Linked DNA regions of Homo sapiens: region 1 is linked to region 2. The links are chromatin loops, found by intact Hi-C in ENCODE. Cell type or tissue: chondrocyte. All regions are shown on one strand. Each heading gives the region's core, and the rest is flanking DNA. Links, peaks and the distances in the headings are about the cores only. Region 1 overlaps PTGR2 (prostaglandin reductase 2). Region 2 overlaps HEATR4 (HEAT repeat containing 4).

Region 1 (8,000 bases), core at 1-8,000, 360 kb before region 2:
CCAAAAAGAAGTGAAGTGAATTTTATACAGTTGCTCATCCCAACTTCAGACCAAGTACGCTCCCTATTTCATGCCCCCTAACCTCAGATAAGTGCTCTCTTCACCCCTCAAAGACAGAATGTCACAATGGGACTGCACCCCATCTCAAGAGGAAGGCTAACAACTTCTCTTGGTAGCAGTCAAGGCTCTCTTCCTCTGTGGCTCACTCTTGCCTCTATCATGAAATCCAAAATGTAGAGGACGACAGCACGGACCAGGAAATGGAAAACATGGAAGGACACCTGATTAAGGGGTCCCATGTGGTTCGGTGTACCCAGGTAAAACGGGTAAAAGACGAAACAGAGAACTGATGCAGAAGCTTCTGTAAGAATACATTTGCTTCTGCTTGTGTGCCACCTCCCACGTATTCCTTAAAAGCAAGTGCAGCCATAGACACTGGCCAGACCAAGGGCACTTAAACACAGCTAGTAGGAAAAATGGAAATAAGCTCTCTGAGATATAGGAAAAAAATCTACTTTTTCCTCCTTTCACTCACCACTCAACACTTCTAAAAACAGATGTGGAGGGGTATTTCCCCATACACCAACCAAGCAATTCTGCAGAGGACATCAACTGGGTGTCCCCTAATTCCATTCAGTTCAACTGTGACACTATCTACCTGGATATAGTGTCAGGTCCCACAGATTAAAGGCTCAGTCCCACAAGACTGCACCTACTTCAGATGCCAATCTCAAGCCCTAGGTTATGGTCTGTGCTTCTGACAAACTGGCTATAAATCAGGGTCCCCACTCTACCCTCTCCTTTGGTTTAATTTGCTAGAGCACCTCACAGAAGTCAGAGAAATACTTTACTCACATTTACTGTTTATTATAAAGGATATTACAAAGGATATAGATGAATAGCCAAATAAAAATAATAAAAATTTTTTAAAAAGACAAAAAAAGAACAAAAATTAAAAAAAAAAAAAAAAAAAAAAAAAAGATGAACAGCCAAATAGAAGAGATGCATGGGGTAAGTTATATGGGAAAAGGCGTGGAGTTTCCACACCCTCTCCAGGTGCACCACCCTACAGGAATCACCATGTGTTCAGCTATTTGGAAACTCCTCAATCAGGTCCTTTTGGGTTTTGATGAAGGCGTCATTATATAGACATGATTGATTAAACCACTGGCCATTGGTGATAAACTCAACCTTCACCTGCTGTCCCCTACCTGGAGGTAAGGTGGTAGGAATAAAAGTTCCAACCCTCTGATCATATGGTTGGTTGCCTTGGTAACCAGCCCCCATCCTGAGGCTATCCAGGAGCTCCCAACCACTTGTCATCTCATTAGAATACAAAAAGACACCTTGGAGATTCCAAGGGCTTTAGGAATTGTGTGCCAGCAAAGAGCAAGAAGACCAAATATTTCCTATTATAAATCACAATATCACACAAGTAATTCCCTATAGCTAAACAAATGATGTCAACAGAACAGAATGTTATTAACCACTAAAATAATAATATTTGAACTAGTTTTTCCATATAAAGTCACTTAAAGAATATGAAAGCACATCTGTAAACCCACCACTTTGGGAGGCTGAGGCAGGAGGATCGCTTGAGGCCAGGACTTTGAGACCAGACTGGCCAACACAGTAAGACACTCCTCTCTGTCAAATGAAAATAAAAATTTTAAAAAGAATAAAAAGAATATGAAAGCCAAGTTGTATATGCACATTAAGGATAATCATGTAAAATACTGTGTACACATAATGATTAATTTTAGTTGTGAATTTGGAATGATATAAAATCTCAATTATTTAATGTTTGTTAGACTCCCTTTTCCCTTTTAAAGCTGCTTAAGAGGTCTGGTGTGGTGGCTCATGTCTGTAATCCCAGCACTCTGGGAGGCCAAGGCGGGCAGATCACCTGAGGTCAGGAGTTTGAGACCAGCCTGGCCAACATGGCGAAACCCCATCTCTACTAAAAAATACAAAAATTAGCTGGGCGTGGTGGCAGGCATCTGTAATCCCAGCTATTCAGAAGGCTGAGGCAGGAGAATCACTTGAACCCGGGAGGCAGAGGTGGCAGTAAGCCAAGATTGTGCCACTGCACAGAGCAAGACTCTATCTCAAAAAAAAAAAAAAAAAAGGTTGCTTAAGATTTTTCTATTTTTTAGAGTTGGGGTCTTGCGTTGCTGCCCAAGCTGGACTTGAACTCATGGCTTCAAGCCATCCTCCCACCTCAAGTCTCCCAAGTAGCTGGAATTACAGGCCCAAGCCACCATGCCCAGCTGATTCTTTTTTTTTTTTCTCTCTGAGACGGAGTCTCTGTCACTCAAGCTGGAGTGCAGTGGAATGGCACAATCTCAGCTCAATGCAACCTCCGCCTCCCCGGCTCAAGCGATTCTCCTGCCTCAGCGTCCTGAGTAGCTGAGATAACAGGCACATGCCACCACGCCTGGCTAATTTTTGTAGTTTTCGTAGAGACGGTGTTTCACCATGTTGGCCAGGCTGGTCTCAAACTCCTGACCTCAAGTGATCCGCCCGCCTCAGCCTCCCAAAATGCTGGGATTACCAGCATGAGCCACCTCGCCCAGCCTGATTATTTTTTTTAAAGGAATGAGGCATAGAGAATGTCTAGTGAAAGTATCCCAAAGTGATTTTTCTTCCTTCCTTTATGCAATTAACATTTAATAAACATTATGCTAGTCACTGGAGATACAGTGATAAATACGAACTTTGTTTTCATAAACTTTTTTTTTTTTTTTTGAGGCACGGTCTCACTCTGTTGCCCAGGCTGGAGTGCAGTGGCATGATCACAGCTCACTACAGCTTCGACCTCCTGGGCTCAAGTGATCCTCCCACTTCCCGGGCTCAAGTGATCCTCCCACCTCCCGGGCTCAAGTGATCCTCCCGCCTCAGCCTCCAGAGTGGCTGGTGCACCTTAACACTCACCTAATTTCCTTTTTTTGGTATTGATGGCATCTTTCTGTGTTGCCCAGGATGGTTTCAAACTCCTGGGGTCAAGTGATCCTCCTGCCTCAGCCTCCCAGTGTGCTGGGATTATAAGTATGAGCCATGGCACCCAGCCCATAAGCTTACTTTTTACTAAGGAAGACAGATAATCTAATAACTACACAAATGTAATTATTACTTTCAATTGGGATAAATGCTGAATGTCAAGAGGAAAATATCAAAGAGAGGTCTGGACTAGTCTGAGGGTTCAGGGTGATTTACCAAAGGAAATCTCTTTAAAGCAGGCATCTAGGGAATAACAGGGATTACCAGGTAAAGGGAAAGGAGTGGGAAGAGGCTTTTAGATAGAGGGCCAACATGTATGAAGGCTTGCTTTAATATGTACCTGGGACTCTGTTTTAACCAGGTATGGTAAAATGATAGATACGAAGACAACTGCCTTGAAAGAAGAATTTCTTACAGTTGCCGAGAGGGGAGGGCACAATATGCCAAGAAGGGTCGCATGGGGAAGCACAAGAGTTGGTCAAGAGGGCAAAGGAGCAAGGAAGAGCATGGCCCAGAGTCTTCTTTTTTTTTTTTAAGGAAGAAGTATCTTTGGTTTCCACAGGAAAGAACGGGCAAGGCAGGGTAGGTAACCTTGAGTATATTACATGACAGCTTTAATAATGTCAGAGGGCTCTGATATACAGGGGTGGTTCTTAAGTTGTGCAGCATCTGGCCCTGAGGTGATTTAAGGCAGGGGAGTGTGAGTTAGATAGAGGAGGAGTTTAGGGATATGGGCTTTGGATTGGTTGGTTTGTATATGAATGGCAAGACTCAAATGCAAGTTGTTATCTCTAAAAATAAGCAAATCCTGCCAGGGACAGTTACTCTAGGATTCACAAGCCCCCTAAGATGTCAAAACATCCTAAAATACACTAAATTAAAAACATGATTCATACAAAGATTAAGCAGAAGGGGGCACTGATGTGTTACAAAAGACAGACATCCACTGAGGCAACAGTGTGAGGGTAATTGGCAGGCTTCTCTGAGCCTGGACAGGTAAAGGAGTCAGGTTATGTAGCTTCTTTTTTTTTTTGAGACAGAGTCTTGCTCTGTTGCCCAGGCTGGAGTGCAGTGGCGTGATCTCGGCTCACTGCAACCTCGGCCTCCCGGGCTCAAGTGATTTTCCTGCCTCAGCCTCCCAAGTAGCTGGGACTACAGGCATGTGCCACCACGCCTGGCTAATTTTTTTGTATTTTTAGTAGAGACGGGGTTTCACTATGTTGGCCAGGCTGGTGTCAAACTCCTGACCTCAGGTTATCCACCCACCTCGGCCTCCCAAAGTGCTAGGATTACAAGCGTGAGCCACCGTGCCTAGCCCAGGTTATGTAGCTTCTTAGACCATGTCAAGGCTGATTGGTCTCAATTCCAAAACTAATGGGAAGCCATTAAACCACTTTAAGCAAGGTGACACAATTAGTTGCTGTTATAAGAAGAATCACTCTGGCATTCTGGCTGCAGTGTGAAAAATGGCTTAAAGGGGCAAAGTGTGTATGCAAGGGTACCTACCCCATTAGGAAAGAAACAACGGTGATTCAGACTAGGTAGACTTCCCTGGAATTACTAAGACATGGACTGAATTGAGAGGTATTTAGGAGGTGGGATCCACAGGACCTGGTAGAGGCAAAATTCTCAAGACTGTGCTTTCTAGCATGAAATGAGTAAGTAGACAAAATATTTACTTCCCTGGAGGAAAAAGAGGTTTTTTGGTTTTTGTTTTTGCTTTGAAGTTGGGAGTGTTCGAAGTGAAGATCATTAATTCAATTTATATTATAATCCTAGTTGTTCCATCATTTTTCCTCCCCTAAAATCTTTTTTTTTTAAAGACAGAAAGAAATTAATGAACACCCAAATAAGTAGAAAGACATCATGCATTCATGGATCAGTGTATTAGGATATTGTTTTCATCAGAATTCTCCAGAGAAACAGAACCAACAGGATACATACATATCTATGAAGAGATTTATTATAAGGTATTGGCTCATGCAGTTAGAGAGGCTAAGAAGTCCCATTATCTGCCATCTGCAAGCTGAAGACTCAGAAAAGCCAGCAGTGTGGTTCCAGTGAATGAGAGCAGGTAAGCTGACAGTAGAGATTCTAGTCCAGATCTGAAGGCCTGAGAACCAGGAACTCTGAGGACAGGAGAAGAATGATGCTCCAGCTTAAGCAGTCAGAGTTAGTTCAACCTTCTTCTTCTTCTTTTTTTTGTTTTTTTGTTTTTTTTTTTTTTTTTTTTGAGACAGAGTCTTGCTCTGTCACACAGGCTGGAGTGCAATGCCGCGATCTTGGCTTACTGCAATCTCCGCCTCCCGGGTTCAAACAATTCTCTTGCCTCAGCTTCCTGAGTAGCTGGGATTACAGGTGCCTGCCACCACACCCGGCTAATTTTTGTATTCTTAGTAGAGACGGGGTTTCACCACGTTGGCCAGGCTGGTCCTGAACGTCTGACCTCAGGTGATCTGCCCGCCTCAGCCTCCCAAAGTGCTGGGATTACAGGTGTGAGACACCGCACCCAGCAACCTTCTTCTACATTTTGTTCTCCTTAGGCCCTCAATGGACTGGATGATGCCCACCCACATTAGAGAAGGACATCTGCTTTTTTCAGTCCACCAATCCAAAAGCTAATCTCTTCTAGAAACACCCTTGCAGACACACCCAGAAATAACGTTCAACCAGCTATTTAGACATCCCATGGCCTAGTTAAGTGGACACATAAAATGAACCATCACAGAAGACAATACTCCCCAAATTGATCTACAGACTCAAAGCAATCCCTATCAAAATCCCTATCAAAATCTTCTGTGCAGAAACTGACAAGCTGGTTCTAAAGTTCATATGAAAATTCATGGGACCCAGAAGAGCCAAAACAATCTTAAAAAAGAAAAACAGGCCAGGTGGGGTGGCTCACACCTGTAATCCCAGCACTTTGGGAGGCTGAGGCGGGAGGATCACAAGGTTAGGAGATCAAGACCATCCTGGCCAACATGGTGAAACCCTGTCTCTACTAAAATACAAAAAATTGTTCAGGCATAGTAGCTCATGCCTGTAATCCCAGCACTTTCGGAGGCCGAGGTGGGTGGATCACCTGAAGGTCAGGAGTTCAAGACCCACCTGGCCAATATGGTGAAACCCCGTCTCTGCTAAAAATACAAAATATTAGCCAGGTGTGGTGGTGGGTGCCTGTAGTCCCAGCTACTCAGGAGGCTGAGGCAGGGGAACCACTTGAACCCGGGAAGTGGAGGTTGCAGTGAGCCAAGATAGCGCCACTGCACTCCAGACTGGCGACAGAGCAAGACTCCATCTCAAAAAAAAAAAAAGAAAAACAGATTGGAAGACTCACACTTGCTCATTTCAAAACTTATTACAAAGCTACAGTAATTAAGAGAGCGAGGTACTAGCATGACAGATATACAGATTGCTAGAATAGAGTTGAAAGTCCAGAAATAAACCCTCATATTTATGGTCAGTTGGTTTTCAACAAGAGTACTAAGACAAACCAATGAGGAAAGAATTATCTTTTCAACAAACAGTGCTGGTTCATGTCCCTTCGTGGTCAAATATTTCTGGTCTCTCTTAAAAAAAAAAAAAGTGCTGACACGACTGTATATTCACTTGCAAAAGAGTGAAGTTAGGTCAGGTGTGGTGGCTTGCACCTATCGTCCCAGTTACTTGGGAGTCTGAGACAGGAGAATCACTTGAGCCCAGGGAGTTTGAGATTGTAAAAAAGAATGAGTTGGGCCCTGTGATGGATAATTTTAGGCGTCAACTTGACTGGATAGAGGAATGCCTAGATGGCTTGTGAAGCATTGTTTCTGGATATGTCCTTGAGGGTGTTTTCAGAGGTAACTAGCAGGTGAGTCTGTGGACTATGTGGTGAAGATCTGCCCTCAATGTGGGTGGGCACCATCCATTCAACAAGGAGCCCAGATGGAACAAAAAAGCAGGTGAAGGACAAATTCTCTCTCTCTCCTGCAAAGCAGGACACCCTTCTTCTCCTGCCCTCTGACATAAGAACTCCAGGTTCTTCAGCCTTTGTACTCTGAGACTGCACCCATGGCTTCCTGGGCTCTCAGGCCTTGGGACTGACAAGTATACCAATGGCTTCCTTGGTTGTCGGGCCTTCCAGCTTGGATTGAGCCATGCTACCAGCTTCTCTGGTTCTCCAGTTTGTAGACAGCCTATCATGGGAACTCTCAGCTTCCATAATCTTGTGAGCCAATTCCTCTTATAAGTCCCCTCTCATATATATGTGTGTGCATGTCTGTGGGTGCATGCCTATGTGTGTGTTTGTGTTTCTGTCTCTCTAAAGAATCTTGATTAATACAGACCCCTTCCTCATACGCATACATAGAGTTTAACCCAAAATGTGTTACTGACTTAAATGTTAGAGCAAAACTATAAAACTCTTAGCAGAAAATATACGACTAAATCTTCATGACCTTAAGTGAGGCAAAGCCTTCTTAGATATGAGTCTGAAAGTATTGAAAGTATACGTGACAAACAAAAAAAGAGATAAATCGGACTTTATCAAAATTAAAAACTTTTGTGCTTCAATGGATACTATCAAGAGAATAAAAAGACAACCTACAGCATAGAAGAAAATATTTATAGATCATACATCCAGCAAGAAGCTTATATCAAGAATATATAAACAACTCTTACAACTCAGTAATAAAAACACAGATAATCCAACTTTTAAAATGCACAAGAAATCTGAATAGACATGTCTCCAAAAAAGACATGCAAATGACCAATAAGCACATTAAAAACATGCTCAACATTATTAGCCATAAGGAAATACAAAAGAAAACCACAAGGAGATATCACTTTACACCAACTAGAATGGCTATAACCAAAAAGACAGATAATAACAAGTGTTAGTGAGGATGTGGAAAACTGGAACCTTCACACACTGATGGTGGGATTGGAAAATGGTAAAGCCACTTTGGAAAATAGTTCGGTAGTTCCTCAAAAGGTTAAACATATACTTACTGTATGACCTA
Region 2 (9,307 bases), core at 498-8,497:
TCTCCAAAATTCATTCGTAGAGTTGGGGCTATCCTATACCTACTTTGCCTTCAAAGATAGGAGAGTAGAAGTCTGAGTGCCTGGGACAAAGTAATGGCCTGGCAAGGACTGTTGAAAGCTATGGTATTTGAGAACTCAATAGCTGCTGGCTTTCAGAACATGATAGACAAGCTTAGTTAGTGCAGGAAAAAGAGAGGCAATCCATTAGGTAAACTGGATCAGATAAACAATAACAAAAAAGACTGAAGGAAACACCTACAGATAATAGGAGCTTTGAAATAAAAGTCTGATACCTGCCAAAAGAGTATTTAGCAACTAAAATGAGGAAGATGTTGAAAGCCAAATGGAAGTGCCCTCAAAGACAAAGAACCTAATGAAAACCACAATAGTTAACATTTATTGAACCTTCATTATCTTGCCAGGCATTTTGCTAAACACTTTGTCTAGTTAACTCATTTAACAGTAAGAATAACTCAATATGTGGGTTCTAGTATTATGCCTGTATTACAAATAAGAAATCTCAGGCTCAGGGTTAAGTAACTTATCCACAGTCACACAGCTAATAACTGTGATCCCAAACCAGGTATGTCTGAAAACAAAGTACTCTTAACTACTTTGTTTTATTGTCACTTTTATTTCCCAGATGGTTACAACGAAAAGTGATTTAAAGAAAGAGAGATAGATACGATGGGGTTGGGAGAAGTTTTGTCTGGGAACTTACTTGTGAGGGTACATGGATCATCAGAGAAATAACTCCCTAAAGACCCCATCTCTGGGCCCTTTATTCTTCTGAGCTAATGTTTTGCTTGAATTATTCTGGGTGAAGGGCAGACTTCTTGTCACCTGCCTGCAGCACAATATCTAACCCTAACCAGGTGGTTCTCTTTTCATTTCCCTCACTGCGGCTCAGTCATAGAGTGGCACCATGAGACAGTAGAGAACCTGCTTCAGAGCTTGGGAGACCTGCATGATGACGTTCGGATCAAAGCTATCACCACATGTGCCACAGCTGCTTTGGAACGGCCCCGGATTGCCACCAGCCAGAGAGACTCAGGTGAGAGCCAAAGCTGAACTGCTTGAGAACATAAGCAACTCATAAAGCCATGGAACATCTGAACTGGTAGGGACCCAGGGCTTATCTGAGATCATTTTACAAATGTGGAAACCAAGACTTAGAGACTGGCCTATATATACATGCTTATCAGCAATAGAGACGAGATTAAAATTCCAGACTTCTAGTCCAGTAATTTTTGAACTACATTTCATCACCTTTTGTTTGCTCAGTGGCCTGCAGAGAAGTTAACATTTCCCACCTTGAAGATCCCATTCTTTTTTGTTTTTGTTTTTGGTAGAGACTGTGTCTTGCTATGTTGACCAGGCTAGTCTTGAACTCCTGGCCTCAAGTAATCCTCCCACCTTAACCTCCCAAACTGCTGGGATTACAGGCGTGAGCCACTGTGCCCAGCCAAGAGCCCATTCTTTTTTATTTTATTTTATTTATTTATTTATTTATTTATTTATTTATTTATTTATTTATTTTTGAGACAGAGTCTTGCTCTGTCACCCAGGCTGGAGTGCAGTGGCGCGATCTCTGCTCACTGCAACCTCCACCTCCCAGGTTCAAGCAATTCTCCTGCCCTAGTCTCCCGAGTAGCTGGGACTACATACAGGCGTGTGCCACCATGCCCAGCTCATTTTTTTGTATTTTTAGTAGAGATGGGGTTTCACCATGTTGGCCAGGCTGGTCTTGAACTCCTGACCTCAAGTGATCCACCCACCTCAGCCTCCCAAAGTGCTGGGATTACAGGCATGAGCCACCGCACCTGACAAAATCTTAAAATATGATTCACGGGCTTAGCTGTGCCACTCCTTGGGCAGTCAGCTAACCTCTCTGAGCTTCAAATTACCTATCTATAAAATGAGACTAGTGGTAGACAAAGGGATAACAAACCTTTCCCCTTCCTACTTGAGAATTTGAACTTCAGTTAAATGCCCACCTGTTCCCCTAAACACCTGATAAGAACTATCTTTATAGGCAACATTGGTTATGATATAAATCCTGTTTGATAAATTACATTGGGACTGAGAAGAGCTATAAGTGAAATATAAATACTTGATAGGGACACCATAGTTTGGGCCTCCCTGGATACTGTAACTTATAACAGGCAGGCCCTTTGTGGACCCTAGAATTGTGTCTATGGAGTTTTTATAAGAGATATTAGTTCCTGTAAAGCATAAATTCACCCAGTGAATAAACAACATGCTCCTGTGCTGTCCCCAAGACTCTGTGGAATGCTCAAGACAGCCTCAAGAACTGCAGCCAAAGCCAGGTGTGGTGGCTCACACTTGTAATTCCAGCACTTTGGAAGGCCAAGGCAGGTGGATCACCTGAAGTCAAGGGTTCAAGACCAGCCTGGCCAACATGGTGAAACCTCATCTCTACCAAAAATACAAAAATTAGCCAGGCGTGGTGACAGGTGCCTGTAGTCCCAGATACTCGGAAGGCTGAGGCAGAAGAATCGCCTGAACCCAGGAAGCAGAAGTTGCAGTGAGCCAAGATTGTGCCATTGTACTCCAGCCTGGGCAACAGAGCAAAAACTCTATCTCAAAAAAAAAACAAAAACAAAAACAAAAAAACTCCAGCCAACAGGGATGCCTGATGCTGCTGCCCTGTTGACAAACTATGCTCCTGTCCCATATTCTTCTGGTGCCATGCATGGCCCATGACAGTCTTATGAACCTTACTGTTTAGTTGAACCAAAAAAGACTCCCTAGTGAGCTCTACAATGATACCTACCTTGCCTAATTCAACCAAGGTTGAAAGATAACAAGATAATGTAAAAACACTATATTATAAAGCACTACCTAAATATAATTGTTCTTACAAATATAAAGGCTCAGCTGGGGGCGGTGGCACACGTCTGTAATCCCAGCACTTTGGGAGGCTGAGGCAGGTGGATCACAAGGTCAGGAGATCGAGACCATCCTGGCTAACACGGTGAAATCCCATCTCTACTAAGAATACTAAAAATTAGCTGGGTGCCTGTAGTCCCAGCTACTCGGGAGGCTGAGGCAGGAGAATGGTGTGAACCCAGGAGGCGGAGCTTGCAGTGAGCTGAGATCACACCACTGCACTCCAGCCCAGGTGACAGAACAAGACTCCGTCTCAAAAAATATATAAAATAAATAAATATATATATATATATATATATATATATATATATATATATATATATATATATATATATGGGCTCATGGGGCAAATTGGTTGCTTTTAATCACTAAAACTAATGGTGTAGTTCACTGTAGCCTAGCTGGAAACATTCTTCTTCGGCTTAAATATAGCTGTTTAGAGGCCAGATGATAAAGGATTGGGAATTGGCATACCAGCACACAGGTGAGCTTTAACACCTTGAGCAGAAAATCCTGCCCATCTGAAGGGCTCAGCTAAACTGTAATTATATTACATAGCACTAAGCAACTGCAGCTGGGACTGAGGTTGGCCACCACATGGCTGTAGGAAGGAAGCTGTGTGTGAGAAAAGCAAAGGGGCTAGTACTCTCTTACCTGGCTCTTTTGATCACAGACAAGACCATCCAGGACTTGCCGGAGGTTCTACTGCCTGCCCTAGAGGCTGCTCTTTGTGACAAGAATGCCCATGTGCGGATGGCAGCAGCAATATGCCAATATGCCATACAGTCACATAATCCCCTTGCCCGGAACATCATGCAGACTGCCCTTCTGAAGGGTGAGTAACTCCCTGTTACTTCTGACCTGGAAATATGGGATAGACATCTCACTATCAGCTTTCCCAGTCCTTTCCTCTCCACTGTGATGCTCTGCAATGTCTGCTGTATTGGGTTTAGATTTATGTTAGACCATTTGAAAATTAGGACCAGACACTGTCGCTCACACCTGTAATCCCAGCACTTTGGGAGGCCAAGGCGACAGGATCACCTGAGCATAGGAGTTCTAAACCAGCCTGGGCAACATAACAAGACCCCATCTCTATAAAAAATTTTAAAATTAGCCAGGTGCGGTGGTGTGCTCCTGTAGACCCAGCTACCTAGGAGGCTGAGGCAGACCTATATATACATGCTTATCAGAGTCAGCTTGAGCCCAGGGGGTTGAAGCTGCAATAAGCCACAATGGTGCCACTGTACTCCAACCTGGGTGACAGAGCAAGACCCTGTCTCTAAAAAAAAGGAAAAAAAGAAAATTTGCTCTTTCTAGGTACTTTAACAAAACAGGTACACTGCCACCAAGTGGTAGCTGGACTAAATTTTTTTTTTTTTTTTTTTTTTTTTTGAGACAGAGTTTCACTCTCGTTGCCCAGGCTGGAGTGCAATGGTGGGATCTCAGCTCACACTGCAACCTCCGCCTCCTGGGTTCAAGCAATTCTCCTGCCTCGGCTTCCCAAGTAGCTGGGATTACAGGCGCATGCCACCACGCCTGGCTGATTTTTGTATTTTTAGTAGAGATGGGGTTTTACCATGTTGGCCAGGCTGGTCTTGAACTCCTGACCTTAGGTGATCCGCCCACCTTGGCCTCCCAAAATGTGAGGACTACAGGTGTTAGCCACCGTGCCCAGCCAATATGATTCTTCTCAATATGGTTTAAATAAGAAATTGTATTTCTAGACTGAGTGGGGCACAAGGAAGTGAGATATCAGGTGGGGTAGCAGCCTTGGGTATCAATCCAAAGGCTGTTCTCTAGGGGGAAAACACATCACCATTCTGAACTCTTTTTCACCCAACTGTGGCAGGTAACAGTGTGGATAGCTGGGCTGCAGCTCAGTGCTTGGCTCTGGAAGGTACTGCTACTTACCCTGTGATTAAGAGGATCCTCCACCAGCTGTTTACAAAGAAGAATGAGGACACTGAGGAACAGTCTTATATCCTCCTGAGCTATCTGAGTGAGAAGACAGTATGTGTCCATTACCGGGTCAGACACAGTTTTGGGGAGCAATTAGGTCTTTGAGGTCAGTGAATGTAAGCAATCTGAAATGCAGCTGGGGCCGGGGCAGTGGCTTATGCCTGTAATCCCAACACTTCGGGAGGCCGAGGCAGGTGGATCACTTGAGGTCAGGAGTTCGAGACCAGACTGGCCAACATGGGTGAAACCTCATCTCTACTAAAAATAAAAAAATTAGACAGGTGCAGTGGTACCACACTGAGTAGTCCCAGCTACTCGGGAGGCTGAGGCATGAAAATCACTTCAGCCTGGGAGGTGAAGGTTGCAGTGAGCTGAGATCACGCCACTACACTCCAGCCTAGGTGACAGAGCAAGACTCTGTCTCAAACAAATAAAATAAAATGCAGCTGGGCTGGGCATGGTCGCTCACGCCTGTAATCCCAGCACTTTGGGAGGCTGAGGTGGGAGTATCCCTTGAGTCCAGGATTTCAAGACCAGCCTGGGCAATATAGTGAGACCCTGTCTCTACAAAAAAAGAAATAAAATTAGTCAGGCATGGTGGTATGTGCCTGTAATCCTAGCTACTCAAGAGGCTGAGGTGGGAGGATCACTTGAGCCTGGCAGGTTGGGGCTGCAGCGAGCTGAGATCACACCACTGTACTCCAGCCTGAGCGACAGAGCAAGACCCTGCCTCAAAAAATTAATTACACAATTAATTAATTAGATAAAATGCAGCCGGTTGGGTTGACAATCTCAAGCATAAGTAAACGTAGAATAAGCATGAGTAAACCTGGGTGTAGAGGTGTATACAAAGGGAAGTCACAATAGTTAGCTGAGAGAAAAGTGAGAATTAGGTTGCAAATGGTCTCTATTTGCATATGCAAGAAGAGTTCTGACATGTAGAATTTGCTTCTGCTAGAAGTTTACCATTGAAAACTGCAGAGGCCTATATTTGTGTTTAGTTACTTTCAATAGAAATGTGAAAGTCATAAGCTTGAGGCATATAAAAATCATTTTAGGGGTAAAAACAGTTAAAGACAGAAGGCCGGGCACGGTGGCTCACGCCTGTAATCCCAGCACTTTGGGAGGCCGAGGCAGGCAGATCACCTGAGGTCAGGAATTCAAGACCAGCCTGGCACCAACATGGTAAAACCCCGCCTCTACTAAAAATACAAAAATTAACCGGGCGTGGTGGCAGGCGCCTGTAATCCCAGCTACTTGGGAGGCTGAGGCAACAGAATCACTTGAACCCGAGAGGCGGAGGTTGCAGTGAGCCGAGATTGTGCCACTGCACTCCAGCCTGGGGGACAACCTTCTCAGAAAAAAAAAAAAAAAAAAAAACAGTTAAAGTCAGGAAAGGAAGGTCCCAGTTTTCTGTTTAAGTTATTAAATTTGTATTTTGTTCCCCAATTTATGATCCCAGAGTCAGTTGGCTGTGATGGAAACATGCCCCATCTCTTGTAAGCCCACTGGTGACATTAATTATGCAGGATGCCATTTCAGAATGTAACTTCAAGGTTCTAGTATCTCTAAAAGTGATTGTGAATATCCATACAAGTCTTCCATTTCCTCAGACCCTGATACACACCATGCTTGCTGTGGAGCTGAACAGCTGTCAATGGAAGAACCGGATTGTGGCCTGCCAGGCTTTCTCCCGGATCAGTGGAAATGTCTGCTTGGTAAACCTCTTTCTTTGCCTCCAGGACAGAAAGCCTAAGAGAGGCTGAGCTACAGAGGCCTTCTACTTTTTGCTGCTATGTATTATTCCATTCTTACCAAACAGATCTCTGTTCCCACATCACTACTTCTTACTTCTAGCCCAGAATTATCTTCAAATGCTAATATGTCTGTCTGGAAGCCAATGCTTCTCAGTGCACTGGTGGTCCATAAACTGTTGGTAACTGATCCACAATGAAATAGCACAAAAACTGACAGGAGTTTAGAAACGTTTATAGTAGGCCGGGTGCGGTGGCTCACATCTGTAATCCCAGCACTTGGGGAGGCCAAGGCAGGCGGATCACGAGGTCAGGAGTTGGAGACCAGCCTGACCAACATGGTGAAACTCCATCTCTACTAAAAATACAAAAATTAGCAGAGTGTGGTGGCACGCGCCTATAATCCCTGCTACTTGGGAGGCTGAGGCAGGAGAATCGCTTGAACCCAGGAGGCAGAGGTTGCAGTGAACCAAGATCTCACCACTGCTCTCTAGCCTGGGTGACAGAGGGAGACTCCATCTCAAAAAAAAAAAAAAAAAAGAAACGTTTATAGTAATTTGATATTGCCTCAATATCAACAGACTTTATCAGTCAATGACATATTTCCCCCCCGCCAAAATTGGTTCTTCATCAAAGATCATTCGAGAAGCACTGACTTAGACTACCCAAAAACCCATCTAAATGAGTGTCTGTGCTGCTTCTCAGAGTGTTCGGCACACACATATAAAACATAGTCCCGGCCGGGCACGGTGGCTCACACCTGTAATGCCAGCACTTTGGGAGGCCAAGGCAGGTGGATCAGAGCTCAGGAGTTTCAGACCAGCCTGGCCAACATAGTGAAATCCTATCTGTACTAAAATACAAAAATTAGCCAGGTGTGGTGGCTGGCACCTGTAATCCTAGCTACTTGGAAGGCTGAGGCACAAGAATTGCTTGAACCTGGGAGGGAGAGGTTGCAGTGAGCCGAGATCGCACCACTGCACTCCAGCCTGGGCGACAGTGCGAGACTCTGTCTCAAAAAACAAAACAAAAAAAAACAAAACAAAAAAACCATTGTCCCAACTTTCACAAAATTAACACTATGGTAGGAACAATAAGACTAATATACACAAATGATTCAAGAACAAGCAATAAATATAAGGTACCCTTTTAAAACTTTTCAGAGAGAGAGAGATTAGTGTGGGTTAAATTTATTGGTTAAAGTTCTGTGAAGGGGTCCGGTACGGTGGCTCATGCCTGTAAGCCCAGCACCTTGGGAGGCTGAGGCGGGTGGATCACTTGAGACCAGGAGGTTGAAACCAGCCTGGTCATCATGGCAAAACCCCATCTCTAATTAGCTGGGCATGGTGGCACACACCTGTCATCCCAGCTACTTGGAGGCTGAGGCAGGAGAATCGCTTAAACCTGGGAGGCGGCGGTTTCAGTGAGCCAAGATCGTGCCACTGCACTCCAGCCTGGGCGACAGAGCGAGACTCCATCTAAAAAAAAAAACAAACCAACTGTCGGTGAAGATGGTGGGGCTCAGCTAGAACTAAAGAGGGAATTCCAGGCAACACTTCGTTTTTGCCATTATTTCCCAATCATCTTCAGCTGTCCAAATGGGAGCTTTCCCTTCTTCCTATGTGCTACTTCATCTTTTCCTTATAACTTTGGATATCTCCAGAATAGCCCAGAACATTGCCATTCCCATGATAAGTGAACAACCTCCACTCTGTAACCCTGACATTTTGATATGGGAAGCACAAAATCTGGCCACTCAGTACAGTAATCACCTGAAAAGGTTTTGGACTTGGGTTAGTTCTGTCTCAAGTGCTATAGCACCCTGCTGCTAAAGTCCTGGACCAGCAGCACAGGCGTCACCTAGGAGCATTATTAGAAATGCAAAAATCGGCCGGGCACAGTGGCTCGCACCTGTAATCCCAGCACTTTGGGAGGCCAAGGAGGGCGGATCACGAGGTCAGGAGATCGAGACCATCCTGGCTAACACGGTGAAACCCTGTCTCTACTAAAAATAAAAAAAATTAGGCGGGTGTGGTGGCAGGCACCTGTAGTCCCAGCTCCTCGGGAGGCTGAGGCAGGAGAATGGCGTGATCCCAGGAGGTGGAGGTTGCAGTGAGTTGAGATCGCACCACTGCGCCCCAGCCTGGGCAACAGAGCGAGGCTCCGTCTCAAAAAAAAAAAAAAAATTAGCCAGGCTTGGTGGCACATGCCCATAATCCCAGCTACTCAGGAGGCTCAGGCAGGAGAGTCACTTGAACCCAGGAGGCGGAGGTTGCAGTGAGCCGAGATCGTGCCATTGCACTCCAGCCTGGGCAACAAGAGTGAAACTCCGTCTCAAAAAAAAAAAAAAAAAAGAAATGCAAAAATCTCATCTTAAGCCAGCTCAATCAGAATCTGCATCTTAACAATATCATTTTAACAACTTCCAATTCATTTGTACCTTCACCTCCTTGGCACTTGTCACTTAGAATTGACAACTGAAAGTAAAAAGACATGCAGAGCTAGCAGGGGTTGAGGTAAAGATGATGAGGACTTCATGGCAGATTGCTGGAGCTAAGAAAGGCAGTATGTCTATGAGTCTTTTCACTCATTCAGTAAGCATGCAGTTTCTGACCACATCCGACGCACTAGGCACTATGCTACCCCTGGGGGTGCAGGGATAAGTCTTCCGTTAGTAA

What was found. Hi-C counts contacts between places; a loop is a spot of excess contacts. Peaks named below come from ENCODE experiments on the same cell type or tissue, not always from the same donor. Only the 100,000 strongest peaks of a DNase experiment are listed, where the experiment ranks them.
Region 1: it touches region 2 in a loop (4-fold over the local background); 7 of 110 quality-filtered maps call a loop at or near these places.

Annotation. Positions count from the first base shown.
Region 1 is chr14:73,864,322-73,872,321 of GRCh38, reverse strand. The region is part of intron 3 of PTGR2 (prostaglandin reductase 2); the gene reads right to left. Among named protein-coding and RNA genes, the nearest start is that of PTGR2, 16 kb to the right of the region's middle. In chondrocyte, for the core only: a CTCF peak has its summit at 3,926 (motif pointing right); no DNase peak of the experiment used is centred there.
Region 2 is chr14:73,503,753-73,513,059 of GRCh38, reverse strand. It overlaps HEATR4 (HEAT repeat containing 4), which reads left to right. Exons shown (of 18, transcript NM_001220484.1): 7 at 911-1,054; 8 at 3,587-3,748; 9 at 4,766-4,926; 10 at 6,489-6,593. It also overlaps a transcript of ACOT1 not described here. Among named protein-coding and RNA genes, the nearest start is that of RIOX1, 17 kb to the right of the region's middle. In chondrocyte, for the core only: a CTCF peak has its summit at 4,249 (motif pointing left); no DNase peak of the experiment used is centred there.